Linked DNA regions of Mus musculus: regions 1, 2, 3, 5 and 6 are each linked to region 4. The links are chromatin loops, found by intact Hi-C in ENCODE. Cell type or tissue: heart. All regions are shown on one strand. Region 1 holds the start of Meak7 (MTOR associated protein, eak-7 homolog). Region 2 has its middle 2.6 kb from the start of Cotl1. Region 3 has its middle 6.8 kb from the start of Klhl36. Region 4 holds the start of Atp2c2 (ATPase, Ca++ transporting, type 2C, member 2). Region 5 overlaps Usp10 (ubiquitin specific peptidase 10). Region 6 overlaps Atp2c2 (ATPase, Ca++ transporting, type 2C, member 2).

Region 1 (5,000 bases), 81 kb after region 4:
GCAATCTGTCAGCTTCCCGGAGAAAGGTCTTGCATGTGTCAGGGGCAGGTTCTGTCCTCCATGGGGACACCTTGGTCCATGGGGTAGCTTTCCCCTGGCAACTATGTCCACCTTTCTTAGGTGAAGACATCTTTCAGTGACTGTAAGGTCACTTGTAGCAGTGAGTATCAGCCTTGTGACCCAAAAGAGACACTTGCCAAGGATCAAAGCCATTTTTCTTATCAGAAAGCGGGGGTGGGGGGGTGGGGGGGATGTGGAGAGACCCTTTAAAGGTCACCCACAGCCCTGACCATTCTCCACACAGGGCCTATGAGCTCTACAGTCTCAATCCATACACAGGTGGCCATTCCAGACAGTTTTTGTATAACAATGGGCTTTCCCACCTGGGCACAATCAAGGGGAAGCCTTTGCCCGACCAGATCCAAGTCTCCTGAACCCACCAGTGAGCTTCCTTGAACATTCCAGTCTCCGCAACAGTCTATCCTCAACACTCTACTGCCCCTAATAGCTAAACACGTCCTTCCTCCTCCCCCCAACCAGGTGATCCATTTCGGGAGGGGGCCCTCTCCCCAACAGTGAAGTCCCATCACCAAGTCACTAACCCATGGTCTTAAAAGGAGTTTAGCTTGCCGTGCTTTAATAAGCTTGGGTGAATCGTTTAACATCGCCACCTGGTTCTGCTTTCCAGAAACCAAAGACAAACACAGATGGACCCTGGAGAATAAAAAGGGCTCCTTGTGTCACGAAGAATGTGGCGAGCCAGCTCTTTGCAGCCCCAAGCTCCTGGTGGCAGGCTGGAGTGTGCCTCGGACAATTTCCCATGGGGCCTCCAAGAGATCGTGACACACTGTCTGGTTCCTGGGGTCAACACCCCATCAGAACAGCCACACCAAGCCCATGTCCAAGTCCTGGAGCCTACTGGGTCTGCAGCTGGCAGCCCTCCATCTGTCCCAGCCCCCCTCAGGAGTGCAGGCCAGGGCACCTTCCTCGCCTCCCCCTAAATTGGTTTTGAGCTTGCCTCTGAAGGAACTCTATTGGGTTCGTCTCGGAAAACAAGGCAGGCCCACGGATCCCTTCAGAGCCCAGCTTCACCCCATCCCAGGCACTCTCTGCTTCTCTGACAGTAGCCTGAGACAGTAGCTTCCTTGGGGGCTGCTCAGGCCACCCCGAAGGTCTTCCTTCCTTCCTTGAGCTATGCCCAGCCTCGCCCGGGCTCCCTCCCTCCGGCTCACCAGCCTTGGTCTACAGGGACCGAGCTCCTTCCGGTACGTCCTGGGCAGCAAGGTTGCCCGGGTCGCCCAGCCCTTTCCCTAGCAACGGCGCTGACGGACGGTCATGAGCACCAATTGGAAAAGGGCTACTGAGAGGTGGAGCCCGAGTCAGATCTTAACCAATGGGATTGTAGTTCACGGGGAGTGGGCGGAGCCTGGGATCGAAGAACTGAGCCTGTAACAGCGGAACACTTGGGGATGGTTGACAGTTGCTCAGGTTCTGCAAAGGCTGAAGGAGAACTTGGGCTTTAGGAGGTGCTAGGAAGCTGCTGAAGGGCTGGAAGCGGATCAGGGGGTTTAAATGCAGGGAGCGGATAGAAGGGAGCAATGTGGGAGGCTGGGAACAGGGGCACTGTGAACAGAAGGCCTGAGCTGGGACTCGCCCCCCAGAACTAGGGTGGAAAATCTGACCTCCTTACCTCCTGAAGTCCATTGCGTTAGCCAATAGAGCACTTGACACACAGAAGCAGATGCCGGCCGGTCTTGTCCCCAGGAGTGGGATAGCTTGCTATCAGCCCTACCGGGCCTTTTCTGGTGTCGGAGACAGACACAACAGAGGTAGGTCCCAGAATTCTCAGCAGAGACGAACCCACTGTCGCTGCCTGCAAACCCCACCGTCCGAGTGGCACAGAGGAACTCCTCCCAACCCCCCAAAGTAACAGAAGCTGCTGTCTGAAATTGTAGCTGGAAAAATGACACCAGAGGCCGGAGAGGTGGCAGAGTCCTTAAGAACACTTGCTGCTCTAACAGAGGACACAGGTGAACCCACACTTCAGCTCAGGCCTGCTTGTAACTCCAGTTCCAGGGGATCCGACGCCCTCTTCTGGCCTCCAGAGACATTGCACACACGGTGCACATAAAGCAAAACACCACACATTATTATTAGTATTATTAGTATTATTATTTAATTATTGTGACACCAGCCCGGCTGAGTGTAGTGGCATACACCTGTAATCTCAGCACTTCAAGAGGCTTAGACAGGGGCATTGCTGCAAGTTTGTGGCCAGCCTGGTCTACACAGTGAGTTCCAGGCCAGCCTGGGATACAGAGAGTGGAAGTTTTGAAAAGGCGAGTAGAAGAGAGACAGCAAAAGAAAACGGGCAGCTAGCTCCCCCTAGTGGATTGAAGTCACATGTCCACCAGAAGCCATCTGCCTTTCGCTCAGCCAAGCTCCACCTAGCGTTTGTTCCCAACATTCCACGGCCATCTTAACACCAAGACACCTTGAATTGACTTGATCCCCCACCACCACCCTCCTATGAGCCCCTAGGAAAACGACCAGTCAGTGGGCAGAGCCTCGAGCTGAAGTTGGGCTACAAGGGCCATCATGGAGGAGTGAGGCTGAGGCAGCCAGGACAGCCTTTGAGTCCTCCAGGGCATCATGGGTCACCAGTCTGTGACATATGAAAATGTGTCAGGCTCCTTTCCTCCCCTTAGTGCCTACTCCTTCATTCAGTTCCCACCTGGCATGTATAAACTAAGGGGAGAGGGTAGGACGGAGGTGTGGCTGTGGATATATGCTGCAGGTTGGGCGAGTGACATGGAGAGGAGCTGAGGTTCAGGGGCTTCTAGCAAGAAACCAGTTAGGTTATAAAGATCCAATTGGATGTCTAGGGTTGAGAGTTCATCCAAGCATGCTACTTTCCCTGTCACGGCTCAACCACCTTTCCAGGCCTTTCATAATGGGAAGCCAGGGCCCTATGCTGAGTTAGGGTTCAGAGCGGTTAAGTGATTTTCCCAGGAACACACAGCTGGGACAGAGGCAGTCCTGGTGCCAAACTGAGGGCTCTTTCCATTGTAACATGACATGGTGGGTTGGCAGTCATTTCCAGAGAAGGGAATGCTCTGTGGGTTTGGATTTTTGGAGCTCGTAGCTACTGTCACATCATATGCCACAGCATGTATGTCAGAGGACAGCTCGTGGGAGTTGAATCTCTCCTTCCACCTTGTGGGTGCCTGGGATTGAACTCATGTCATCAGACTTGGTGGCAAGCTATTTTACCCACTGAGCCTGACCCTGTGGTTTTTCAGTGTTTGCTGTTGTTCTGAGATGAGGTGTCTCCAAACTTTAAGTCCTGCCACCACCTCCCGGGTGCTGGGATGACAGGCGTTGTTCAGCCTTGCTTCTAGAGGTCCTGTGAGATCTCCCCGCGGTGAGTAGGGGACTCACTCGAAGTGTCAGGAACCTCTGAGAAAGGCATCTGAGAATGGCTCAGTCCTGGGATTCTCCCACTCTGAAGCAGGTAACCCAGCACGGACATCTTTCTGCTGGGCAGAGCCCTGGCAGGAGAATTCTGCTACGTAGGACAAGGATCACAACTCAAGGTATCAGAGCCAGGTGTGAAAACTGTAGGGAGAGGTCTCTTTCCCTGCACCCTCATTCCTGGCCGCTGCCTGCATATGTCTTACTGCTCTGCCCACTGGACCACCCTGCCTGGCCGGCTGCCATCCTAACTCTGTGTCTAGTGGCCAGAGCCACCCTAACAAAACTGTCACCATGACAACCCTCCCTGAAAGACTCTCAAGGCTTCCTTCTGAGGTTCATAAGATGCCCCTCCCCCTTTTTTTCAAACTCACCTGCTATCAAATTTCTAATGTCAGCCAGGGCTGCCCTCCTCCCTTCATGACAGTCAGCCTCAGCTACTGCCTGGAACTCCTCAGCCTTTCCTTGCCCAGCTCCCCCCTTGAGCCAAACAGTCTCACACTGCCTCAGTCAGACCTTCCCATTCCGTGACCCCTGAGCTGTCTTCTGCGTCTCCATTACCTCTGTGACTGTTTGGTCTGGCTGTACTTTCTTATCTATTTCCCATAAAGGCACCTGTCAGCCCTGCCTCTGTCCCCTCAGCAGGTGCCAGCACCTAGCCATCAGGATGTGACCAACTGCTCAAAGTGAGACAGGCACGCCTGCTGCCTAGAGTTAGTCCATGAAGGGACCTTTGCAGTAGGAGCCAAATAGTGAGAGCCCATTGGCTTCAATGGGAAGCCACCAGCCATGTGGAATCTGGGAGCATAAGGCCAGCAGGAGGGGACCAAAGCAGACCATGAGGTCAGAGGCAGAGGGAGACCTGGGCCAGGCTCAGACAGAGCAAAGTTGCATGCTCTCAAAGATGGCTCTGCCTTAATCCCTAGCTCCTATATGCATGTCACCTCCCATAGCCAACGACCTCTGTGGATGGGACTGAGTCCAGGAGTGTGAGTGTTTGCATATGCTCAGCCCTAGGAGTGGCACTATTGGGAGGTGTGGCCTTGTTTGGAGTGGGTGTGGCCTTGCTGGAGGGGGTGTGGCCTTGCTGGAGGAGGAGTGGCCTTGGAGTGGGTGTGGCCTTGTTGGAGTGGATGTGGCCTTGCTGGAGTGTGTGTGTCACTGTGGGCATGGGCTTTAAGACCCTCATCCTAGCTGCCTGGAAGCCAGTCTTCTGCTAGCAGCCCTCAGATGAAGATGTAGAACTCTCAGCTCCTCCTGCACCATGCCTGCCTGGATGCTGCCATGCTCCCACCTTGATGATAATGGACTGAAATCTGAACGTGTGAGCCAGCTATAATTAAATGTTGTCCTTATAGGAGTCGCCTTGATTGTGGTGTCTGTTCACAGCAGTAACACCCTAAGACAAGGACCTAGAGATGAGAGCATCTCAGGAGAACCCAGCTCCTGATACTGTGAGCATAGAGGAGGGATGGTCAGAGTCATCCTTGTCTATGTGAAAAGTTCGAAGGCAGTGTGGAATGTAA
Region 2 (5,000 bases), 140 kb after region 4:
TCGCACATCCGGCGGCCAATCCCAGTCTGTGCGGATTGCGCAACTCCGCGGAGGGCTGGAGGGGGGCCCTTCCTCCTCGTCTTCCCTTCCTCCGCCTTCTTCCCTCCCCACTCCGTGGGCCCCAGCCCCTCGCTTCTTCCACCACCTTCTGTGTTCTCCGATCTCGCTCTCCTTCCTCCTTCCCTCTCTCCTTCCCTCCATTCCTCTCCTTCCCTTACGCCGTTGTTCTCCTCTTCTTTCAGCCTCTACCTTGTTCGCCTTCTCATCTCTCCTATTTATCCCACCCCAAGCCCCTTTTCCCTCCTCCCTAAGGCCTCCTTCCTCCTTCTCCTCTGCATCTTCCCTCGAATCTTCTTATTCTCTCTTCCTCCCTCGTTCCCTCTACCAGTGAGCTGGGCTGCAGAGCTCTCCACCCCTCCCCCTCCTTCAGAAGAATAACTTAAGTCAGCACTCAGATGAGCCAGGCTGGCCAAGGCTGGCGCCCCTAACCCAGTGTTTGTTTGCTCTTTGGATTTGGAAAGGGAAGAAGTGGAAAGAAGGAAGCATTTCATTTGGAAAGAGAATCACTGTTGACTTTGTAGCCTGGCTATCTGCAGTCACGTGGGGTGCTGGGGCGGGATGGGGCGGCATCCTTAACCCCCTTACTGGGTCATTCATTCACTACTCCTCTACCATCTGTCCTACCGGCAGGTGAAAGGCTGGCCCTGGAGGCCCAGCTCTAGAACTGCTTGTAATTCTCAGCCCCGAGCCATAGGGCAAGCTCTGAAACCTTATCAAGAGGACTGCTCTCTCCCCGTGGTAAGACGAGCCTCAGGGAGCCTCAGCAGGTGCCTTCAGCCTTAACTGAAATGATGTACAGAAACCAGGGCGGGCATCAAAAGAGGTCACTGTTGGTTTGCTATTGACTAAAACGGATCATAGACAGAAACTGAAAAGATCTGGAACATGTATAAGGGATAGGAAAACCCTTAGGCCTGAAGGTGTGGCCCAAAGAGCCAGCATCTGTGAGGTCCCAGGTTCTCTCTCTCAGTACCTCACCTTAAAAAAAAAAAAGAAAAAGTCTTGACACAGTACCTCACCAGGCAGCTCAGAACTCAAGAGGTTAAAAAAGAAGGGTTATACATTGACAACCAGGCTGGGCTGCATACTGGTTTCCAGGCCTGCCTGGGCTACAAAATAAGACCCTGTCTCAGATTAGGAGAGATGGTTTATCCTCTGCTAGAGGACTTTAGATTCTTTCTCAGTACCCATGTCTGTAATTACAGCTCCAGGGGAATCTGATGTCCTCCTCTAACCTCTGTAGGCATCTGCACACGCACACACACACACACACACACACACACACACACATGCATACACACACACTACAATCTTTAATACACACATATAACCACACTCTTTTATACATGCACACATACACACACATGTGTACACATACACATGCATACACACACACCCCACATACATATATTCGAATAAATAAGAAGCATAGTGATAGACACCCATTATCCTAGTACTTGGGAGCTGTCTGCAAGAGAATCAAGAAATTCAGGGTCATCCTGAGATGCATAGATAACTGAAGCCAGCCTGTGCTACATGAAATTATCTCAATACAAACTACACACACACACACACACACAATTGGGGCAAAGCTGCCAAGAAAAAAATACTACTTTCCTCAAAATGAAAAAAAAAAAAAAAACAAACAAAAACAAAACCCCATGAAAACTTTTTTCCACTCAAATCGCAAAGACATGTGTGACCGGCCAGGTTCAGTGGCTATCTGTGTGTGTCCCTCCCTTATGACCTTGTGAAGCAGAGGACCTCAGATGCTTTTCACCTTGTCTTGTCTTGTCAGTCAGGGTCTCTCACTGGCCTGGAGCTTACCAAGTCTGGCAGGCCATTCAACCCCAGGGCTGCAACTGCTCTCCAACCTCCCCAGTGCAGGGATTATAATAAGCAGAGCCACTGTGTGGCATTATTTCTTAAATGTGAGTTCAGGGGTTCAGATCAGGACCTCATGCTTCCATGGCAAACACCTTGATGATTAGGTTATTTTCCCCTTCGTGTGTGTGTGTGTGTGTGTGTGTGTGTGTGTGTGTGTTTTGTTTTTGTGTTTGTTTGTTTGTTTGTTTGTTTTTTGAGAAAGGGTCTCATGTAGCCCAAGCAGGCTTCCAATTTACTATGAAGCAGAGAATAACCCTGAACTGTTGGTCCAGCCTCCACCTCCCAAATGCAGGGAGTACAGGTGTGTGCCACCAGGCCAGGCCTTCAGATGACCTTAGAGACATGAAAAGGTTCCAGAGAAGGGCATCAGACCCCCTGGAACTGAAGTTGCCGGGGACTGTGAGCTGCCTGACCTGGGTACCGAGAACTGAACTTGGGTCCTCTTGAAAAGCAGCAAGGGCTTTAACCACTGAACCATCTCTCCAGCCCCTGTTGCTTGTTTCCTTGATTAGTTGGTTTGGTTTGGTTTGGGGGGTTTTGTTTTGTTTTTGTTTTTGTTTTTGTTTTTAAGACAGTGTTTCTCTGTGTAGCCCTGGCTGTCCTAGAACTCACTCTGTAGACCAGGCTGGCCTCAAACTCAGAAATCCACCTGCCTCTGCCTCCCAAGCGCTGGGATTAAAGGCGTGCACCACCACTGCCTAGCAAATATATTGTTTATTCTTAAGACATTACTACCAAAGACCCAAGAATGGTGGTACATAGACTTTAATCCCAAGACAGAGAAGGCAGACTGATCTCTGAATTGTAGGCCAGCCAAGGTTGGCTAAACCTACATAGCAAAATCCTGCCTACCTCAAAAACAAAGGAAAGGAAGGAAGAAAAAAAGGAAGGAAGGAAGGAAGGAAGGAAGGAAGGAAGGAAGGAAGGAAGGAATTACTATCAATAAAATGAAGTCAACCTTACAGCTTCTAGCTCTACCTTCTAGGCACCATGGTGTCAATCACCTAAGTGAGTAAACGGAATTAACTCCCTGGGGCGGCAACTGTTCTTTCTGCTCCTTGCTGAGGGCGCCCTCTACTGGGATGAACATGTAAAAGGTTTGTTTGCCAGGGAACCGTAATTCTAATTAGTACAAACCCCATCTGTCTGCTCAGCTAAGGAAACATCAATAAAACAACTACATACAAGATGTGCTGGGCTCTAATCCTTGACCTCAGTTGGAATCCATAGAATTTCACAACACACAAAGTAATCTGGCTGGGTGTGGTGACCTGCACCTGTAACCACAGGACCCCAGAAAAAGAGGCAGGAGACATATATTTCAGGTCAGCTGAATCTACAGAATAAGTTCCAGGACAGCCAGAGAGCTACAGAGTAAGATCTTCTGACAAAAATCAGGCTCAAAAATCTAGTCCCCAAGAGGCAGAGAATGGAGGATCAGGAGTCCAGGGTCATCCTTGGCTACACAGCCAGTTTAAGGCCAGCCTGGGCTACCTGAGACTCTGTCTCGAGACAAAAACAAGAACCAAGGGCTGGAGAGATGGCTCAGTGGTTAAGAGCACTGGTTGTTCTTTCAGAGGATCCCTGTACAATCCCCAGCACCCATTTTACGGTAAGCAATCCTTTGTAACTCCAGTGTTAGGGTTTCCGGCCCCCCTCTGGCGTCTAGAGACATCTGCACACATGGTATTCACAAACTCATGTAGACACACACACTCATACATAAATAAAACAAACAAACAAAACTTTAAAAACAAACCAGCAACATCCATTGTAATCCACTGCTGTATTTGCACCCCTGCAGAAACCTGACAGACTCATTTTCCTTGAAGCTAAAAATTGAAAGAAAAAAAGTTTCTCCTCTGCTGACCTGCCAGGTCGCATAGCACACACCCGACTTCCCCAACACCCCCCCTCACCCCACCCCCACCCCCGGCATAGCATACATCCAATTCTCCCTCCCTCGGCAAAGCATACACCCGACTCCCCCCCCCCCAGCCCCACCTTGGCATAGCATACACCCGACTCTCCCTCCCCAGGCAAATGCTGCACCTGGAGACAGGTGCCTCCCTGGGAAGAGATATTTATAGGCAGGGCTATTTATAACCTGAGCTGATCTCACCAATTGTCAACGCTTTACAAAGAGGCTCTCAGGAATGTCGGAAGGATTAAGCTGCCTAAGTGGGAACTGAAAGTACAGTCTTGGGGCTCTTGGCTGTTGGCAATGTTACTTATGTTCCACTCCGACGAAGCCCAGGGTGGAAGCCCAAGGGTTGCACAAAGGTTAAGGTTGCGTATTGGTAAGGGCTGGGCAGGCGTCAGCCCCAAGCCTACCTCAGAGTCTTTTCATGACATTTGACATGTTTATTTTATGGGTGCATGGGTGGAAGGCACGTGGGCATGCTCCAGGGTGCATATGTGGAGGTCAGAGGACAACTGTGGGAGTCAGATCTCTTCTTCCACCGTGTGGGTCCTGGGGATCAAACTCAGGTCTTCAGGCTTGGCAGCAAGCCCCCTTACTGGCTGAGCCATCTGGCAGGCCCATTTCAGATAACTTTGAAATAAAATAAATAATTTGTGTTCTCCCTGAAATGTGCCCCTCCTCCCACACACACACAAAATTTTTTTAAAGTGTAATTTCTTTTTTTTTTTTGGAGAGGAAACCATATGTCCATTTATTGGCATCACCAACCATGAACAAGACAGGTGTTTTGTTTTTGTTTTGTTTAGTTTTTCTTTTGAAATGAGGTTGATTTCAACCCCTGTAGCAGGTGCCCACATGGCTTCACTTTGAAGATACAGCTCTCTACACTTCAGGCAAGGACCATATTCCTTTTTCGCAGATTTTATGCAGCTGTGGGAAGTCTCCTTGCCATTTGCTTTGAAGCCTGTCTTTGAGGAATCCTTTACATAGATCTAGTAGAATCCGACGTGGCAGAGTCCCACCTGCTGCCGGCACATTATCATAACATCTAAAGAGGGGCATGGTGAGATGACTCCTAGGATGCTATGATATTGGGGGCTCAGCCAGCTGCAGGATGGTCAGACCTGAG
Region 3 (5,000 bases), 160 kb after region 4:
CACCCATCTCAAGACCGAGCTCCTCCTTGCTGGCAGGTCAAAGCTGAGTTCAAGTTCCCAGGCCCAGGAACCCAACTCGTATCCTGTTCTTTCAGATGCTTCCAGTTGGTCTGTTAACCAGTGAAGGAAGGCTGTCAACAGGGAAGATGCTGCCGTTCCGTTATCCACGCTAAGGCACACGAGTCGTACGCGTGCTGCTCATCTTGACTTAATTGACTGTGTGCGGCTTGCCCTCTCCTTGTTCCCTCACCATTCCAAATTCCAGGGCCGCATCCAGGAGGGGACCTGAACACAAAAGCTGAATCAGGACCCTGAAACCAGGTGACCCGGATAAGTCACCAATGTTAACTTCCTTGTTTAAACCTTGTTTCAAAATACGATGGGCCAATGCAACATCCCACCCTGATCCCCCTTGCTTTGCTTTTCCATCCTATAAAAATGTTGTACAGTCTCCCTTTGGGGACGCAATTCGGGGAGGGGCCTAACTGGCCACCTCCCTGAGCGCCCAGAAAGTGAAACTTCTATTTTTAAGCTTCTGTCTCTGAAGTGAGTGAGTTTTCTCGGCTTCCATCCCGAACCCAACACTGTAACTCCAGTCCCTGGGAATCTAAGGTCCTCTTCTAACTAAGCCCACGCTAGTCTAGGGCTCGGTTGCTATGATTGGTTAAAGCTGGGTCATGTGACTAAACCACAGTGGTAGCTTCCTCTCTGGCAGCTCTGGTTGCCCTAATCTGGGCAGTAGAAACTGAGGCAGGGCCTTCGAATGCAGATAAAGTTGGGTGGGTTGGGGACAACCCAAGTTGTCCGTGTCCCTCAGTGGTGACGGCTTGACTTGAGCACTTAGGATACTTTTCCTTCCCTGTCACCAGCCCCACACAGCCCAGTCAGTGTTTCTTGCACTTTCCAGATTAACTGAACTTGAGCCCTAAAATCCCAGCCCCCCCCCAGCCCCCCAACCCCCCAACCCCCGCTCAGGGAGGGCTCGGGTGAAGGAATGAAGGGGTGGGGGAGAGGGGGTCAGACTCATTGTTCCCAGCAAAAAGGTGCTTCCACCAGAGGCCAGCCTCAGCCTGTCGCCAAAGGAGTGGAGCAATAGGAAAGGCCCCCAGGTCGCCTGAGCTCAGCTAAGACTGCAGGAGGCCTGAAAGGGCTGAGGCCACCCAGGCTGTGAGGGCAGGAGGCCATTCTCCTTTGTTCTAAATAAGTCAGAGACTTGTGAAAAGAAGAGGCAGGTGCATGGCTTCAACCCAGGATCGGCTAGGGCTTGGACAGCGGCCTCTAGCCTGCTGTGGGTTGTGGGAAATGAGCCTGGAACCTTCAAAGTTGGCGCTGTGATTGTTTGTTTGTTTAGAAACAGAGTCTCACTATTGTTGAGTAACAGCCCCAGATGATGAGGAGTTAAGTCAGGTTGTCCTGAGCAATAGTCCCTAGCTATAAAGAATGGCTACAGAAACTGTATACCAGGGTATCAAAAACAACCCACCCAGCTGGGCAGTGGTGGCACACGCCTTTAATCCCAGCACTTGGGAGGCAGAGGCAGGCAGATTTCTGAGTTTGAGGCCAGCCTGGTCTACAGAGTGAGTTCCAGGACAGCCAGGGCTACACAGAGAAACCCTGTCTCAAAAACAAAAACAAACAAACAAACAAAAACCAACCCACCCTTCTCCTGCTGTGTTCAACTTCATCCCGGGAGAGGGTCAGGGCCCCTCGCTGTTCTGATAAAGCAGTCGCACGCAGCCTGTTGAACTCTAGTTTGTCTGCTTCTCTGTGTCATTTTTCCTACAGTCGTGTGTGGGACAAGTGGAACCATGCCAGCAGACAGAAAACTGGGAAGGTCGAGCAGATTGAGAAGCCACGGCAATTCTCATGATTGAGAAGAACAGTGGGCATTTGAATTTGCTCTCTACCTGGTCCCTGTCCTGGAGCATGCAAGTGACCACCGTGACACCTAGTCAGATAGTGTAGAGCCCAGAATTCTTCACGCTAATAAGGTATCTAGATGGGCCACCATGAGGGTTCAGCTAATAAGCTTCCCTTCCCAGAAGCATTTCTTCCTGCAAAAGCTATTTAATCTCTGGTCCACCCTGAGTAAGTTATATGCACCATCTTCCTCAGGAATGAACAGTTTGGACAAGCAAGGACTGTCTTTGTCATCAAGAATCACTATGGGGCTGGTGAGATGGCTCAGTGGGTAAGAGCGCCCGACTGCTCTTCCGAAGGTCCGAAGGTTCAAATCCCAGCAACCACATGGTGGCTCACAACCATCCGTAACGAGATCTGACGCCCTCTTCTGGAGTGTCTGAAGACAGCTACAGTGTACTTACATATAATAAATAAATAAATCTTTAAAAAAAAAAAAAAAGAATCACTATGGAGGCAAGCCATTGTTAATGAGCTGTGCCACAGAAGGTCCCTCTGCGCTCTGGACACTCACCACTGAGCTAAGCTGGACTCCCCACTGCCCCCAGGCTATAGCTTACCTCTAACATACATGAAGCCTTGGGCTTCATGCCCACTACCGAGAAACCAGAAGTAATGGAACACCCCCTGTATGCCCAGAACTGAGGAGGTGGAAACAGGTAGAGCATATCAAGACTGTCTTAGTCAAATGGCAAGGTGGAAGACAGACTGAGCTAGAGAGCCCTACCTCAGAAAAAATATTTTCTCTGTAACTGGCCCAAAGCCACACAGCTAGCTGCCAAGTGGCAGAACGAGATTTAAATAGAGCCAACCTGACTTTATGCCATGGTCATTAAGGCCTGGTATACTGAATAAGTAACTGGATAAGTAACCAACAGAACTAGATGCCCGGAGGTTCAGCCAGGACAGCCTGCGGAGTTGGCCCAGGCCATGGGGGAGAAGAGGAGCCAGGCCAGGCATTTCAAGGGGTCAGGATGTAGATGGGCAGCTCCTCCTGCAGGAGGCAGGCTCCTCAGAACCCTGTGCTCTTGCCTCCCTCAGTTCCCAGGGAGCAGGGCCAGCTCTGTCCTTCCTTATCTCCTCCGATTGCAACAGTGCTCAGCATCTGTCTCCCGGCCACTTGAGATACAAGGCTGACAGCATTCAGCCATTTTTGCCCAATACTTATTGCCCAGCTGAGGCATGGTCCATTCTTTCCGGAAGAAGAGAGAAGACCACCTCTGATTCCACAACACCTGAAGAGAAAGCAGCCAGAGTCCCACCCCCAACAAGCCAGCCAAGAGCCAGTGACTGGACTAGAACCAGCAGAGGAGCAGCTAAGCAGCTGAGGAGGTATGAGCCGCATGCTTGCTTCTTCTAAAGAGGGACAAGAAGAAAGCTTTAACTCTACAGTTAGAACGTAAGAGATCTCAGCCTCCGGGATTATGCAGGGCAGGAACTTTGGGGTAGGAGAGCAGAGGTGAAGTTCACAGGGCCTGTTGAGAGCCCTGGGGAGTATGTGTCAGTACAGCCTGATGCTCAGTTCCAAGAGTCCCTTTGCTACCTCAGAAGTGGGGGGGGGGGGGAGGTAGTGCAATGATCAATTAGCAATGTCTGCCATGGAAGCAGACTAGGAAGTGGAAACCTGGGTATTACATACTTACTGTCCAGAGTGGCAAAAACAGTAGGAAATTATTAGCAAGTAGCAGCTCAGCTAAGCAGAGTAACAAACACCTGTAATCTCATTCCTTTAGAGCCTGAGGCAAAAGGACTGAATTCCAGGCTGGCTTGGGCCTCTTAAGCCAAATAATAATAGCGGTAGCATTTATTAAGCACATCAACTGTACTAGCATGTGTTCATGTCTTCTTGCCCCCCCCCACTTAATTTATTTTATGTATGTGAGTACACTGTAGTTGTCTTCAGACACAACAAAAGAGGGCATACAATCCCACTACAGATGGTTGTGAGCCACCGTGTGGTTGCTGGGAATTGAACTCAGGACCTCTGGAAGAGTAGTCAGTGCTCTTAACCAATGAGCTCTCTCTCTCTCTCTCTCTCTCTCTCTCTCTCTCTCACACACACACACACACACACACACACACACACACAACCTGCTGCGGATATGGGTATGGCCCAGTGCTATTCATGTCTGTTTCTATCCTTAAATTACCCCTCAGAGGTGGATGCCACAGTCCATCCTCTAAAAGGTCTGTCCACTGAGGCTTTTTTATACCTGTGTCATTTGATGTTGTACCCCAGGCTCTAAAATACTACCTAGCCATGCAGGCACTTAGTTAAATGTTTGCTGAGGAGTAGTTGAATTTCCATTTTGCAGATGAGGAAACCTAGATTGTAGAACAGTAAGTAACTTGCTCCAAGTAAGGCAGCTGCTGAGGGCTACTTTAGGGCATCATGCCATATAGAACTTTCTGGAAGGACAGAAGCGCCCTGGATTCTGCACTGTCCCATATGACAGCTACTAGCCACATGTGGCTACTGAGGACTTAAAACGTGGCTACTGCGTGGGAATCTGAATTTATAATTTTAGATAAGCCTTAACTAATTAAAGCTGACATTAGAAATAGCCACCGGTGGCTGATGGCAGCCACTCTGAATAGCACGGCTAGAAGCTTAAGAGTTTGATCCCCCAAAGACTAATGCCAGATTCCAGAATGTAAAGTGTATGCAAGGTCAAGGTTACCCTGGCTTTAGGTTCCACAGGGGAGGAGAGGGGTTGTTAGTGAAGGAAGGTTCTAGCGAGTGCTTTTGCTGTCCTTATGTCACAGCAGTCTGTGAGGGATTTTCTCCAGGTTGTAAACGGCTGTGATGGGGGATCTGGGCTACTGATGACAACCTGCTCAGCTGGGAGAGAGTTCAAGGGTGGCAACCTTGAGGTCCCGAGTCCTCAAACCTTAGTCTTTTATTGCCTAACAGAAAGAGAAACATTGTAGGGAGCCATGCCAGGCTGTGGGCACTACCAGCGGGTGAGCAACCTCGGTGGTAACATGCTGGAGTTGGAATGTTCATTCACTACGCACACAGCAGCTTCAGTTCCTCCTTCAGGCCTCTGCACAGGCTGGTTGGTGTCTTCCTACCCCTC
Region 4 (5,000 bases):
AGAACATGGTTTTTGTGCTTAAAATCTCACCCCGAGGGGCTGGAGAGATGGCTCAGCAGTTAAGAGCACTGACTGCTTTTCCGGAGGTCCTGAGTTCAAATTCCAGCAACCACATGGTGGCTCACAACCATCTGTAATGGGATCTGATACCCTCTTCTGGTGTGTCTGAAGACAGCTACAGTGTACTTACATATAATAATAAATAAATCTTTCTTTTTTTTTAAAGAAAAAAAAATCTCGCCCCGAGAAAGGCTCAATGTTACATTGGGTAGCCATCAGCCAGCTAATAGACTTTCTATTGGCTTAAGCCCTTCTCTAGTGAACACATCACAGCAAGGACCCCGTCACCCGGGCTGAATTTACTCCTGGAGGCTTACAGACAGTGCAGCTATGAAGATCTTCACTGCAGATAAGGACCCACCCTCTGATGTGATGTTTAATATGCTAGGGTTTACAGTCACCATGGAAACAAAGTTTTGGGCCTCTCTATGAGGGATTATCTAGGTTAACTGAAGTAGGGAAGAATCAGGGTCTCACACTGTAGCTCAAGACTGGCCTCTAACTCTCCAGTGCTACCACACCTACTCCCGTGGTTGTACTATTTTGTGTGTGTTGCTAACACGCAACTGTTTGTACAAGAATGTGTCACTTCCTGCTTGTTTCTACCACTTAAAAATGTGTCTCCAGAATTCCTCTTCAAAGAGGGTACCTGTGTGCAATGCGCCTTCTTTGAGAAGGACACCTCCTGGGAGTGCAGTTTATGACCAAATAAATTGCAGGTGCCTTGAGACTGTGTGAAGCCTGCTTTTTAAGATGCATTCTTTGGGGGCGAATTCACAGAGAATGAAAGGACTCCACTTTCAAGGAGAGAGTGAAGGGAGTTGACCAGGGTGACCTCACTGGTTGCTCAAGGTGTCCAGAGCAGACATTTCAAGAAAGGCTACATGCTTCTGACTAGGCCCCGCCCTTGGCTCAGCTGTCAGGGCCAGCTCCAAACTGCACACCCCAGGGGCTCCCAGGTGGGGTGGCTGTTTTGTCTGAGGACATTCCTTAAAGTGAGTTCTAGAGTCTTCCAAGATGAAGAAAGACATGAAATAGAACCTGTCAAAGGAAGAATCAACACCCTTGGAGTCTGTAGGGGTGACTGTGGTATGTCAGATGACAAGACAAGAAGAGATGCTGAGGACATCTGCACAGGAGCCCAGCTTACTCCAGATCAAGGTAAAGATGAAAGGCAGAGAGTATTCGCCTCAAAAAGCCAGCATCAAGCAGGAGAGAGGTGGGGAGAGGCCAGCAGGGCACACTAATGTGGGGAGAGTGGACTCAGAGGGGCAGAAAGGAAGGAATGTCAAAGCCCCTCTCTCCATGTCCAATCAAATGGCTGCCAATAGAAAGCCCGGGACCAGAAAGTCCAAACTTAGAGTTAGCTTACAAACAGCACACTTCGCACGCAGCTCACAGTGCTATGCATGGAGAAGGCCTGGGAACGTGGCCTGCAGGGCAGCGATCAGGGTTCAGAAATAAAAATCTAGCAGAAGCGTGTCCGCCAGCTACGTTTTCTCATCACAATGCAAACCTTAGTCTCCCAAGCCTGAGTGTGCCCACCCAGTCACCTCCAGTCGCCGTGCTGATCTTTCCATGATCTGCTTCATTTGGGGGAGTGTCCCGTGACATCTACCACACAGTGTCCCCTCTCACATTCTGCTCATTCTCATGCCTGCCCACAAATTCCAACTTCCACACATCCAGCAGGAGCACGGCTGTGGTGATGGAATCCAGGAGCCTGAGCTGCGCAGGGGAGGTGTTAGCTAACCAGCCCGTTGCTGCTGCAGCCGGAATCTGGTGCCATCAACAATGCCCCGGGAAGGTGAGAGGCTCCTCCTCACCAGAGCATCCTTTCTTAGAATCACAGGAGGCAAACTGCAGAAGACCCAGGAGAAAACGGAGCCAAGTTCCCACGTGTTCTCCACAAGAACCACAGACTCTCCTGAGAGCTCAGGTGCCCGTGCCAGGCAGTGGCAGAGACTTCTCTCTGCACAAGCACGCACCAGCAAAAACAGCAAGCAGGTCCTGGCATTTGTTCTGGAAGTTTCTCTTCTGCGCCCACAGAATATGTTTTTACCCTTCTCTCAGAGACTCAGCCCATGAGGGGACACCAGTGGGCTTATACTCAGCCCACAAGGGGACACCTGGCTTATACTCAGAGCTATTTCTGCTCCTGAAGCTCCCCCCACTTGCACACAGTGGGTCTCTACTCTCTCAGTGTCTACCCTGCAGGCCCTCCACGCACAGTAGGCAGTTCATCCTATTGCTCTCTCAGGTCCTGTCTTCCTGCCATGTCCACATCTTTGGAGGCAGTCTCTCAAACCAGCTCTCTGGTGCTGTTTTCCTCTGGGATGCCAACTCACCTCACGGAGGAGTAAACTGAGGTGGAGAGAGGAGGGTAAAGTCACCCAAGGTCACACATGTCTGGAAGGACGTGGCCTGGACTGCAAAGCTGAGGAAGTCCAGTTTCCCTCCTTTTTTTTAGGATTGGGTGGGGGGCGGGGTGAAGTCTCCTGCTGGGGGAGGGGCCTCACAGCGGGAGCAGGCATCGTGGTGGGGGATGGGCGGCAGGATGATGGAAGTGCTTTGGCTTTGTTAAGAGAGAAAGATGCAGGGGGGACATGAAGCCCACTAAAGCGTCCAGTCAGGTTGACTAGGACGGCAGTGGCCACCGCCTGGGGGAGCCAGTGAGGCACGTGGTAACTATTTGCGCAAAGGGGACAGGTTAGTCGAACAAACAAATATGCAGTCAGTTGATCAACTGCCAGAGGTCAAAAGTAAACCCAGGATGGGGCATGACCCAGCCTTCTCCAGGGCCACCTCTGCTCCGTGGAGCTAGGGACCCTGGTCCACCTAAAAAGCCATAAAAAATCCCGCTCAAGTTTAAGAGTGAAATTGAAAATTGAAGCGGCTTAGTAGGGCTCCCGTAGAGGGTTTTCCTTGTAGCTTTCCAGAGCACGCACTGGGCAGCCCGAAGTGTAGGACACCCCTCTCCGCGTTACAGGGTACCAGTGTGCTGCCGATGCAAACACGCTCTGTGCTGAGCCCTTCCGGATCACACTGTTTTCCTGGATCCCCAGTTTTCCTGGGACAGGGGGTGCTGTTCTGATCATTAGAAAGAGAGGAGTGTGCTCTACAGGTAAACATATCTTCCACAAGTGGCTGTGGCACCCCCAGTTTCCGTACTCCCAAAGGCGCATCTACATAGGTGTAGGTAAGGCTGTCTCAGCTTTCTGCTCTTATTTCAGTTACAGATGCGACCAGGTGGCTCAGAGAGGCCAGATGATTTGACTGGCCCCGAGCTGCTCTATCCCAGGTAAGGCTTTTAACTCAGGACTTTCTCCCTTTCAGGCGATTCTTATGCTCTGGCAGGTTTGGACAAGAATCAGAGCTCTGAGACCACACAGAGGCTTCCTGATCCTTCCTGAGCCGCTGCGGCTGACCCTTGGAGTTTGGGGTCCTGGCGCCAGCGGGGCGGGCCAGGCGTGCAGAGGGCGGAGCTGCTGGGCCCTGCCCAGGGGCGGAGCTCACCTGGGGACCAGGTAGACAGCTCCCCGGCAACCTGGCCGCCCGGGAAGCCTGGGCGCGCAGCAGCCGCGGCCTCGCTAGGGCCCCAGGGACGCGGGCAGGGACTGCGACCAGCCCCACGGCCGGCTGTGGAGCAGCCTGGACACCAGTTCACCATGGGGAGACGCCTCAAGTTTCTGCAGAAACTGGCCTTCTTGGGCCAGAACCACCGGTACAAGGCGCTGGAGAGGGACGAGGTGGAGACCCTGGTGAGTCTGGGCGATTTGGTATGAAGCGTGGAATTAGATCCCACATTTGTCCCCTGGGACTCTGTATCTGACCCCTGGGAACCCGTGGATCACTGGACTCTGAGATTCTTCTCAGCACCTCAGTTGACTCTGAAAAGAACCTAGCTTCGAAGTAAGCAGCTCCACCAGGCTCAAGGCGCAGAACTCAGCAATTAACTTGGTTAGGCCAGCCCATTTTGGGACCGAGAAACTAAGGCCGGTGCTCTTTAAGGGCATGGAGTTAGCAGGCCACCTAGCCAGAAGTTAACTTCGTTTTCTCCGATTCAGGGGAGTTTAAACTCCTCTACCCAGAGAGACAGCTGCGTGAACTTTTACAGAAAGGCTGCCGGGATTGAAAGGGATGTGGACCCAAAACAAAAACAAACAAACAAAAAAGCCACACAAAATCCCGCTCAAGTTTAAGAGTGAAAATTGAAATTTGAAGCTGTTTAGTAGGGCTCCTGTAGAGGGCTTTCCTCCACATCAATGTGGTTTTTAAAAAGCTGCTCTGAGCCAACGCATGGTAGCACATGCCTCTTATCCCAGCACTTGGGAGGCAGGGACAGATAGATCTTTGAGATAGAGACCAGTCTAATCTGTATAGTGAGTTTCAGTCCAGCCAGAGCTACACAGAGAAACCCTTTCTTAAAAAGCAAACCAGAACCCCACTCTGAATGGTATAATGTCTTTGAACCTTAAGGTAGCTTCTGGGCTAACCTTACAGAGCTTCAGTGCAAGAAGTTTCTCTACAGGACCAACAGCCATAACGTTGTTTCTGTGACTCTGATGGTGCCGTTGGGGTCCAGCCAGCACAGCTCCCCACCCCTGCCAGCTTTGTAAAGGCTGAGAGTGGAAACTCACAGCACACCCAGAACTCCATGCTTGTCCATGGGGAGCTGAGACCTGTGCTCTTTAAGGGCATGGAGTTCTCAGGCCACCTAGCCAGGGAGTCTTGTCTTGCCGAGGGGGAAGAGGGTCTAGGTTAAATTTGTAACAACAGAAGATGTTTTGTAATATTTCAATTTTATTTTCTCCCAAGGAATGCCATGGTCAAAACACTTGATGGTGTGGTTTTTAGATAACTATACATTTGTTTACAAAGGTTATTGTATGTGTCCGCGTTGGTGTTGATGTAAGAATTCTGGTCTTAGGGCTGTGAAC
Region 5 (5,000 bases), 230 kb after region 4:
GAAGTAGCTCCTGCCCTTTGTAACATTCACCAGCCTGCAGTTAGCTTGCCTTGTGACAGCCATTGAGGGTTGATGTCCTGAGTCTTCAGTATCTGCTCACGTTATCCTCAGTCTCACCAGTTCACTTGGGGGAATTGTGACATCAGTGAAACTCCCGGCTTGCAGTGTCACCTTCAGGTGTCCCCCAAGCTATCACACCACTCTCTCCAGAGTGTGATTTGTCTAGTGTGGCTGTTACTGAAGCCAGTTAGCATCGACCTTGAAATGTGTAGCAACCCAATGCATTTCCTTTGGGTACAACTCAGTCTGAGGCTTATTACTACCGCCCTGTGTGGGACAGTGGTGACACTGTCCCCCTCCCCGCACCCTGGGAAGCTTGTGCGTCCCATGTGAGCGGAGCTGCAGGCAGTTGGCCTTACCTTACTCTCTGACTTTTTTATGGTTTGTTTTTGTTTTTTTCCTCATACACTCTATTTTGATGTTTTTCTCTTCCCAGATTCTCTCCACCTCCCTGCCTATCCAACATCATGTTCTCTCCCCCTCAACCCCCCAACAAAAAAACTAAGACAAAAACCACAAACAAGCAAACCAGTCACAGAACTTGTTCTGTGCTGACCAAGTCTGCCTAGGCACGGGGTTGAGTAGTTGGTGGACCCAGTGACAGACACTCTGGGGAAAGTGACTGCCTCTTCCCCAGCAGCTACCAATTGTAAGTGGTTTCTTGGTTAGTGTAGGCTTTAGCATCTTCCCCTTTTTTCTTTTTGAGACTTTTTTCCTGTCTAGCCTTGGGCTGTCCTAGAGCTCCCTCTGTAGACTACAATGGCCTCAAACTCAGAGCCACCTTCTGCCTCCTGAGTGTGCATGTGCACCACCACTGTCTAGCAGACCTTTTTTTTTTTGAGACAGGGTTTCTCTGGATAGCCCTGGCTGTTCTGGAACTCACTTTGTAGACGAGGCTGGCCTCTAACTCAGAAATCTTCCTGCCTCTGCTAAGATTAAAGGCGTGTGCCACCACACCCAGCTTCTAGTAGACTTTTTAAATACAATTTGTAAATCATTTTTATTTTATGTTCATTGTTGCTTTGACTGCATGTATGTCTGTGTGAGGGTGTCAGAAGCCCCAGCTTTGGAGTTAATATAGATGATGTGAGCTGTCATATGGGTGCTGGGAATTGAACTGGGTCCTTTGGAAGAATCAGTGTTCTTAACCATTGAACCATCTTTCTAGGTCCCATCCCAATATTTGTTTGTTTTGAGACAGGGTTTCTCTGTGTAGCCCTGGCTGCCCTGGAACTCACTCTGTAGACCAGACTGACCTCTGACTCAGAGACCTGCTGCCTGCCTCTGTCTCTCAAGTGCTGGGATTAAAGGTGTGCCACAGTGCCTGGCTTACTTCCCCTTTTCAGTGCTGGCCTTTTTTCGATTAAGGTTTAGAGTGTTGAGCAGGTAGGTATTGGTGTGATGTGTGCATGTCCATGTTTCTCTCTTTTCTTGTTTATGCTTGTGTTTTGCTTGTGTTGTTTTGTGTTTGCCATGCTTGGGGCACAGCATAGAGCCTCATCAATGCCAGGCACCCCCATCTTCCCACCCCCACCTCCCCAGTCCTACCCATGGCTTCCTACTCCTAGTCAGGCCCAGGAGCTCTTGTAGTTGGTGAGAAATCTGGAGCTTTGGCGGGTGAGCTCGTCCTCTGCAGAGAGGCTTTGCTCCCTCACAGCCTCTGTTGCCTCACATGATGGCCCTGACCTCCCAGGTAGAGAGGCTGCTTGCCTAGCTGTGCACTGCAGTGGGTAACTGTCCGGTTTGGTCATCTCCCTTGATACTGAGAACTACTGAAAAGAGCAAAGGGTTAGCTGATTACTTGTTTCAGAGCCACCTCATATTACCAGGGACCTTTTCAAAAGGTAAAGAGCGTTAATTTAGGTCAGCCAACACACCCTCCGTTGAGTTTCAGTAGCCCCTTTGGAAGCTTAGAGACTGAGGAATGCTGTTCTCCAGTGCCCCCTAGTGTCACACAGATGGCAGTCTTCAAGTGTCCTGTGATACTGGTCTGCACTCTGCAGTGAGCCTGGGTCACCTCTCCGCCTTCCCTGGGAAGAGAAGATTTTTGAGCAGAATGTCTTGTCTTGGTCTTTCTTCCCTGTCTTTTCTTAAATTTGTAAATCCTGTCTTCCACTCCCAGGAGCTTTCTCTGCCTTTTGCAGTTTATCAGCATATTGTAATTTCCCTTTTTACCTTCCTAGAAATGTAAACTGTTAAAATGTGTCCGATAGGAAGCACTCTGTGATAATGGTAAGGCCTTTTCAGAACGACCCAGTATTTTTAATTTAGTTAACTTATTATGTGGGTATTTTGCCTGCACAAGTGTCTATGGACCACGTGCTCTTCAGGAATCAGAAGTAGAACCCCCTGGGACTGGAGTTACGGATGCTTGTGAGCCACCTTGGGGTTGCTGGCAGTTGACCTCCAGTCGTCTGGAAAAGCAACCAGTGCTCTCAACTGCTGAGCCATCTCTAGAGTGATCTCTCAATGGTGTGCATGGCTGTAAAGCCTTTAAAAGGGATGGCATGTGATATCTGCGCTTAACATGGTCCATGAATCATCCCGGGAAGTTCTAAGTGTTTTTTTCATATTTATTTTATTTACACACACACACACACACACACACACACACACACACACACACAGTGTTTTTGCCAACATGTGTACCCTTGGAGGCCATAAGAAGGCATTGGATTGCCTGGAACTAGCGTATCCAGTGCACCGATGTTAGAACCTCGCCTGCTGGCTTCAGCTACAAAACCGAAGCAAGACGTTGTATATGTTGGTGTAATGGCTCACTGAAATACCTCATGAAAATAGATCTCATGGCAGGGGGATGTGCTGTGTGCGTCTTGATGGGATTCACTGATGCACAGGAACCAGTGGGAAGGGAGGAGTCAGGATGGAGTTGCAAGCAGCCCTGCTGTCTCCTTGTCAGTCACCAGATGATGTTTGGTGTGGCATAGCTCCAGTTAACAGGCCCTACTGTGTCCTTTGATGGATTCTCAGCAGGATATAACTGAGGTCTTCACCACACACACAGTGGTGCCTGTGCAGCAGTGGATTTACGCATGACCTGTGAATTCTGTTCTTTATACCCACACAGTTTCCCTTTTGTATTTTGAATTTTGAGATGTGGTCTCTACACATCCCTGGCTGTACAGGAAGTCACTCTGTGGACCAGGCTGACCTCAAACTCAAGAGATCCACCTGCCTCTGCTTCCCAAGCGCTATACTGCCATCCTATACTTAGTTTCTGTCTTGCCTGCATGTATGTCTGTGTAACAGGTGCATGCCTGGTGCCCATGGCGGCCTGAAGAATGTAATGTGATAGAGACAGTCAGACAGTTGTGTGACATCACACAGACATAGGGAATTGAACTTCAGGAGTATCTTCTCTTAGTCATTGAGCCATGTTTCCAGCTCCTAGTCAGTTTCTTGAATAAAACATGATTTAAAAAGAAAAATTCTAAAATAGTACACCCTACTAACAACACTACCAGAGCTCTGTCAGACCCGGCTAGGTCATGAGTCCAGAGCTTTTGAACAAATATGTGCATTTTTATTTCGCATCATGTGTGTGCGGGGGTGGGCTCTTTGATCAGCAGTTTGTCTGTCTTTAACAGGCCCTCTTAGGTGGCCTTGAACTTAGATAATCTGATACCCATCTTCCTCTTCAGTGCCTGGATTAAAGGCAAAGGCCACCATGTCCTGGTATGAATTATTTGCAAGAAAAGCACTCTGGCAGACTTTTTCAAGTGACACCAAATAAGGAACCAAGTGAAAAGTCCAGGAGAGATTGTCACCTGATTCTCCCTCCAGGAGGGAGCCTGGGTTCTGCAGTCAGACTGCACATTTCCAAGATTTAGCCCTTTCTGAATTAACCATTTCTTTTAAAAAAAAATGGATTGTATGTGAACAAATTAGAAAGTGTGTTTCCAAGTGAAATGTAAGTGAACATTTCTGAGCTGGAGAGATGGTTCAGTGGTTAGAACCCTTGCTGCTCTGGTGGGTTTAGCTCCCAGCACCCACATCAGGCAGGTCAGAGACACCCATAACTTTAACAAGTCACACTGATTTAATTCTCATCCATAGATATCTTTCCTACATTGTTAGTAGTTAGTTAGTTAGTTAGTTAGTTAGTTCTTATCCCTAAGAGGACCCAAAAGGCTTTCTGAGTGTTGCTTCCCTTGAGAGGGAGGTGTGGTCTCTCTGGTGTCTCTGAGTTTCATTGGCTTCACTGTATCCATCCCTGTCTGTCACCATAGTTCTCTTAATGGGATTTAGAAACTTCCCATAGATGTCAGGCCCGCGTGTGCTTTACAACTAACCACACCCCTGCTCCTTGAGGATGTTAACTATACGTTGAGTAACATATTTATGGGATGGAATTCTGTGGAAGTAAGACGTCAGCATTTAGTTTCTTAGTTTTTAAAACCTCCTGGTTGCTATATACATCGATTCTGCCACTAAACACACCAGTTGAAGTTTTTAATAAGTGATTTGAGTTTAGTCTGGTGTTCACCATTCATACTGTGGGTCTTCTGTTTCCTTCTCACACACTGTTCTGTGAGTGATGTTAATATAAGCTTTCTCATACTGTGAGCAATTGGCTAATGTTGCAGTTGGTAAGAGGCTGAGTTAGAAAGCATTTCATGAGAAAACTCTGGACTGTGTGGGATCTCAGTGTTTCCACCGTGACGTGACGGCGGCCCACTGTCAGCTTGTGGCCCAGGACATGTGTGCACTACGGGAGAGGACAGCTTTGTCTTCTGTCCACTGTCAGCTTGTGGCCCAGGACATGTGTGCACAACGGGAGAGGACAGCTTTGTCTTCAGGGTTTGCCATGGTTTTAGTAGACACAGCTCAGTAGCCTCAGGGTGGTCTCCTTGTTACTCTTCCCGCCAACAGCGCTTTTGCATAATAAAAGAGTATTTTCTACTTACTTGGTTATAGGA
Region 6 (5,000 bases), 50 kb after region 4:
GGAAATACAGAATGGGTCACAGCAGGAGGTAGTTCTAAATACCAGCTAAGGTCACATAACCAGATATAGAAACAAGGGTCATATGTTCTGCCGTGCTCTGTTAAGAATGTGTGTGTGCATATACACACATATATTAAGCAGATATTTGTGTTTTCTTTTCTTCCTTTTTCATGTCATTATACTGATTCTAACAGTTCTGTTCCTATAGAGAACACTGACTAGCACACACGGGTGCTGGGGATTTGAACTCACGTCCTCATGTTGGCACAGCAAGGCCTCTCACCTGCAAAGCCACCTCCCCAGGCCTAGACATCTGTCCACCCCTCTCTTACATCACCTTCACAATTTCATTACTTAGTGTTAGGTGTTGAGAACAGAACCCAGGGCGTTGCGGCTGACTGAGCCACACTCCAACACTAATTGAGTTCATTGGGTTTGTTCTAAGTAGCATGGTGACCCCCCAAACAGCCACGCCCCTGCAAAGCCCACTCCAACATGAGTGTGACATCCTCTGAGCTTCAGAGGTAGAGCCCACCCCTGATCTGGTATGGCCCCTGCAGGGAACCTTCTGCCCCTTACATAGTCTAGCATGTCCCCTCTGCATCTGGGGTGGGGTTGAGGAGGTAGCTAGAATTCCAGATGAGTAGGTAAGGGTCAGAGGCCTGCCCTACCCCTCTTCCTGAGGCAATGTCAACAGGTCCCATCTTGAGGGTCTCTTGGGATGAGTGACACTTCTTTGATGAAGATGCTGATGGCTGCCCTTCTCAGAGGACAGCATCGCTCACTGCTATGGGGGCTGCAGGCATATCTGTGCTTTGAGGGGGTGGGGAACTCGTTCCAGGTATGGTGGCATATGCCTTTAATCCCAACACTGAGGAAAAGAGCTGGGCAGATCTCTGTGAGTAAAAGGCCAGCCTGGTCTATAGAGCAAGTCCCAGGCTAGCCAGGACTACAATGTGAGGCCCAGTGTCAGTAGGGGACCAGGGTCTTCGTGGCTGCCTCTTTCCCCAAATCACCCCCATGTCTACCACTGTTACTGGAATTTTGGAAATTCTTCCCCTTCCAAACACTATCTCTAGTGTATGAGATATGCAGCTAACACCAATTTACTTTGGAAAACTGAGTTTGACCTGGTGAACAACAGGCCCCAAAGACCACACAGTGATGGCCCTGCAGGCCCCAGGCCACACCTTCCCAAATGTCTTTGTTCCCCAGAAGTTTCTAAAGGAGCTGAAGCAAAGGCTTAGTTCTGGGACCAGAGAAAAAGAAATTGTTTTCCCCGGGTGAGACCTCTGAAAGCAGGCAGGCAGCCTTCCTTCCCATAGCTACTGCCTGGGATTCTGTCGTTGGAACGCTGGTTCACACAGACAAAGCTTAGCATGCAGCCTGGCTCTGGATGACTCCCTGATAGCATCCCCTCTTGCACCCCAGATGAACTTAGGCAGCATCAAAGATTCCTATGTACGGAAAAAGGAAATTCCCTTCAGCTCAGAGCAGAAGTGGATGGCAGTCAGGTGCGGCCCGAAGAGCGAGGTAAGCTTAGCTTTTGTTGAGACAAGTCTCACGAAGGGGCCCAGACGAGCCTGGAACTCGGGGACCTCCTGCCACAGTGTCTGACAGGAGCACACTGTGCCTGTGATGCCATTCTCCCCTCAAACCAAAATAAGGCACAAGGGGAAGGGGCGTTTTGGGGGTGGGGGGTGATGCCCTACACCTTCCAGGAACTTCTAAACAGAAAGATGACAGTCATGAACTGGGCATTCTGACCCATGGTGGTCACAATGGGGACCCTGATCCAGCCACAATGTATTGGTCTCAGGCTCCTCCTAGCCTGCATTGTAAAGTCCAGGTGTAGACCCGGGGCCCTATGTGTTTTGGGGGTTCTGGTAAAGGCTCTAGTATGAGGCAGCTGTCTATGCAGCAGGAAGCACCCAGTGACAGTGGGTGGATTCTTTTCCCTTTTCTTTTCAAGGATGGGGAAGACATTTACTTCATGAAGGGGGCCTTTGAGGAAGTGATCCATCACTGCAGCATGTATAACAATGGGGGCATCCCCCTGCCTCTGACACCCCAGCAGAAGTCCTACTGCCAGCAGGAAGAGAAGAAGATGGGCTCGCTTGGCCTGCGGGGTTGGTGTCATGTCTCCCTCTCGTGCTCACTGGGGCTTGGAGTTTGCCTGTAGTGCAGGGGCGGGCTGACAGCAAGGCCCAGTGTGAACCTTCACAGTCAGGATGGACCGTCTAGTCACCCAGGACCCCAGCTGATCCAGGCGTGGCTTGTGTCCTGGGAGCATCGCTTGCATGTTCTCTAGGGCATAGGAAGTTTGTACGGTGAACTAATTTCTGGCACTCTCTCACTTCCTGCCTTCTGCCACAAGAACCTAGAACTCTGACGAAGGAAGACCGGTCATTTCCATGGCCACTTTGAGGTTTCCTTGGCTACATGGTCAATGTCTTCCCCATCAGGCTGGTGTTAAAACCCCCGTGCCATTTGCTGCCCTGTCCCTTGATGGAGAAAAAAATCTGAAAACACTCTGTAATACTTGTATTTCATGAGGGCAGGAGAGGCAGTGAACTAACCCTACCCAATACCTCCACCTCCCTACTCGGGGACAGATGGGTGAGCGCCGAACCCGTGGCAGGCAAGGTTTTGTCCCGGATGCCTGTTCCACAGCTCCCAGGGGCTGCAGCTGGACAATCTGCCTTGTGTGACCTAGGTTGTTGTCCACACCCATCCTTCCCTGTCTAGAGCGCCTGTGTTGCCCCAAGAGACACAGTAGGGCTTGCTAGGGACAAAAGATGCTCCCCAGCTCCCACCAAGCTGTCCTTCTTTCTCTCTCAGTGCTGGCCCTGGCGTCTGGACCTGAGCTGGGGAGACTGACATTCCTGGGTCTCGTGGGCATCATCGACCCACCAAGGGCTGGTGTGAAGGAAGCGGTCCAGGTCCTCTCTGAGTCTGGTGTGTCGGTTAAGATGGTGACAGGGGATGCTCTGGAGACCGCCTTGGCCATAGGTAACCAGGGTGAGGGGCAGGGAGGGAAGGGGCCTCGTGCCCAGTGTTCCCTGCTCCGCCTTGTGTCCGAAAGGGGAAAAGTCTACATGTAAACGGTGGACCTACTATGTATTTAGAGGCTTTGCAGCTGTGATGTCAATGCACAAGTGACATCCCACACCGTGTAGTTCCAGTCTGGCTTCCTCCATTGGCTGGGCATCTTTGACAAGCCATAGGACCATCTGATGCTTGAGTCTCTTCATCAGCAGTGGGCCAGCAGGCCTCCTCTGCCTCCTCCCATCATTATGGTTTGGGGCAGTCATGTTGATTCTGTCCCACTAAGGTCTGGTGCTGTGAAGTCACAGGCCAAAGTATCGGGGTTGGTCATGTCAGGTGCCAGTAATAACCACTTCCCAGAAGTGTGGCCTCAGGGAAGCCAATTCTTGCATAGCTTCCTTGTCGTGGGTATAAACGTAGGTTCACCGTGGTTATGTCAGACATAGTGAAGACGGGCTAAAGTCAGTTTGTGTCAAATGCCGGGAGGGTCAGGGCCACCGTTCAGGCCCGGGAGCCACTCCTCAGCCCTGACTCTCTCAAAGGAAGAACCATCGGCCTGTGCAACGAGAAACTGAAAGCTATGTCCGGGGAGGAGGTGGAAGGCACGGAGCAGGGTGCACTAGCAGCCCGAGTGAGGCAGGTGGGTTCCCCCCGGGGGGAGACAGGGCAGGGATGGAGGGGGTCCTCCATCGCCCATGTCCACTGATGGCTCTTTGACTCCCTATGCCAGGTGTCTGTGTTCTTCAGGACCAGCCCAAAGCACAAGGTTAAAATCATAAAGGTAACTGGGCCAAATGACAGGGGCGGGCCGTCCAGGGTGGGACCATCCGGGGTGGCAGGCTCTCAGCTGGCCAAGCAACAGGATTGATCCAAGGGGCAGGCTACTCAGCTGGCCTTGGCTGTAGCTTTCTTCTCTCGGTTCTAGGCAGCTGCATGTATCCCATGGACCCATCCCCACTTATAGGGCAGGATTTGCCATCACGTGTTTAGCTACCAAGGATGCTGGGAAGCACCATCTCTCCTGGGATAGGTACTTCACAGCTAAAGCAGGAGTGGGCCCTATAAAGGTGGTTGTGGGAAAGCCAGGGTCCACTGACCACAGACACTGGAAAAGGCAGGGGGAGCTACATGCTGTAAAAAGAAAATATTCAGGTGGCCCACACGGAGCTGGCCTGGTTTTTCTTTGTCAGCCAGAAGCCTGTGAGTCTCAGGCCTTGCCCCACATCTGTTCCTGGAAGTTTGCTCAGCTCTCTGGTAGCTGCATTGTGTCCTTTGGGGGATGTTTGGGGGGGGGGGTCTGGGTTGTTTAGGTTTTAGTGCTAAAGAATTTATAGTGGCTCATGGCTGTCATCCCAGTATCCAGAAGGCAGAGGCAGGAGGATCATGAGAGCCAAGATAGCCTGAGCTACATAGAAAGATGCTATTCAGAGAGAGAGAGAAAGAGAGAGGTTTATATATATGAATGTGGGTACACATGCGCCCCAGTGCACGTGTGTGTAAATCACATGACAACCCGTTGAAGTCCATTCTCTCCTACTGACCATGTGGGTCCTGGGAATCACACTTGGGGCATCAAGACTGGTGACAAAGCTGCTTTGCTTGATGAGGCATCTTGCTAGCCCCAACAATATTGGCTTAGTTTACTGCTAACAGTGCCTTTGACGAGCCACCTGTGTTGTCCTAGTTGGGGTCTCACGGCAGCCCGTGAGGCCAGGATGGTGACTGTCATTTGCTTTGTAGATAAAGTAACTGAGCTGAGTAGTTCAGGGCCATGCTCCTGCAGTAGAGCCACTGTGACTAGGCCAGTTAGCCCCGGCTTCTGGAGGATAGGTGGTCTGCTGCCCCATGGTACAACAGGGAGGACGCCAGAAAAGGTCTAAGAGTGCCCTTGGGCCACGTGTGAGCCTCCACCGCCTGCTCTTCACACAGGCGTTGCAGGAGTCGGGGGCAAT

What was found. A loop is a pair of places that touch in the nucleus more often than their neighbours do. Peaks named below come from ENCODE experiments on the same cell type or tissue, not always from the same donor. Only the 100,000 strongest peaks of a DNase experiment are listed, where the experiment ranks them.
Region 1: it touches region 4 in a loop (6-fold over the local background); 36 of 42 quality-filtered maps call a loop at or near these places.
Region 2: a loop joins it to region 4, with 4 times the contacts of the local background. A loop is called at or near these places in 24 of 42 quality-filtered maps.
Region 3: it touches region 4 in a loop (2.9-fold over the local background); 24 of 42 quality-filtered maps call a loop at or near these places.
Region 5: a loop joins it to region 4, with 4 times the contacts of the local background. A loop is called at or near these places in 14 of 42 quality-filtered maps.
Region 6: a loop joins it to region 4, with 2.2 times the contacts of the local background. A loop is called at or near these places in 16 of 42 quality-filtered maps.

The regions. Positions count from the first base shown.
Region 1 is chr8:119,777,128-119,782,127 of GRCm38, forward strand. It overlaps Meak7 (MTOR associated protein, eak-7 homolog), which reads right to left and starts at 1,289. Exons shown (of 8, transcript NM_028883.2): 1 at 1,233-1,289. In heart, a CTCF peak has its summit at 2,421 (motif pointing left); DNase peaks (open chromatin) are centred at 1,334, 2,404 and 4,574; H3K4me3 peaks cover 1,854 bases; H3K27ac peaks cover 1,945 bases; H3K27me3 peaks cover 790 bases.
Region 2 is chr8:119,840,630-119,845,629 of GRCm38, forward strand. No RefSeq gene overlaps it. Among named protein-coding and RNA genes, the nearest start is that of Cotl1, 2.6 kb to the left of the region's middle. In heart, a CTCF peak has its summit at 3,028 (motif pointing left); DNase peaks (open chromatin) are centred at 672 and 4,222; H3K4me3 peaks cover 897 bases; H3K27ac peaks cover 1,166 bases; H3K27me3 peaks cover 235 bases.
Region 3 is chr8:119,853,019-119,858,018 of GRCm38, forward strand. No RefSeq gene overlaps it. Among named protein-coding and RNA genes, the nearest start is that of Klhl36, 6.8 kb to the right of the region's middle. In heart, a CTCF peak has its summit at 2,924; a DNase peak (open chromatin) is centred at 4,953; H3K27me3 peaks cover 448 bases.
Region 4 is chr8:119,696,437-119,701,436 of GRCm38, forward strand. Atp2c2 (ATPase, Ca++ transporting, type 2C, member 2) reads left to right here and starts at 3,573. Exons shown (of 27, transcript NM_026922.1): 1 at 3,573-3,821. The coding sequence starts at 3,729. In heart, a CTCF peak has its summit at 2,723; a DNase peak (open chromatin) is centred at 2,715; H3K4me3 peaks cover 1,508 bases; H3K27ac peaks cover 1,633 bases; H3K27me3 peaks cover 3,889 bases.
Region 5 is chr8:119,925,893-119,930,892 of GRCm38, forward strand. The region is part of intron 1 of Usp10 (ubiquitin specific peptidase 10); the gene reads left to right. Among named protein-coding and RNA genes, the nearest start is that of Usp10, 18 kb to the left of the region's middle. In heart, CTCF peaks have their summits at 814 and 2,014 (motif pointing left); no DNase peak of the experiment used is centred here; H3K27ac peaks cover 168 bases.
Region 6 is chr8:119,746,183-119,751,182 of GRCm38, forward strand. It overlaps Atp2c2 (ATPase, Ca++ transporting, type 2C, member 2), which reads left to right. Exons shown (of 27, transcript NM_026922.1): 16 at 1,432-1,533; 17 at 1,973-2,129; 18 at 2,842-3,012; 19 at 3,591-3,688; 20 at 3,779-3,829; 21 at 4,978-5,000. Among named protein-coding and RNA genes, the nearest start is that of Meak7, 30 kb to the right of the region's middle. In heart, no CTCF peak of the experiment used is centred here; a DNase peak (open chromatin) is centred at 2,270.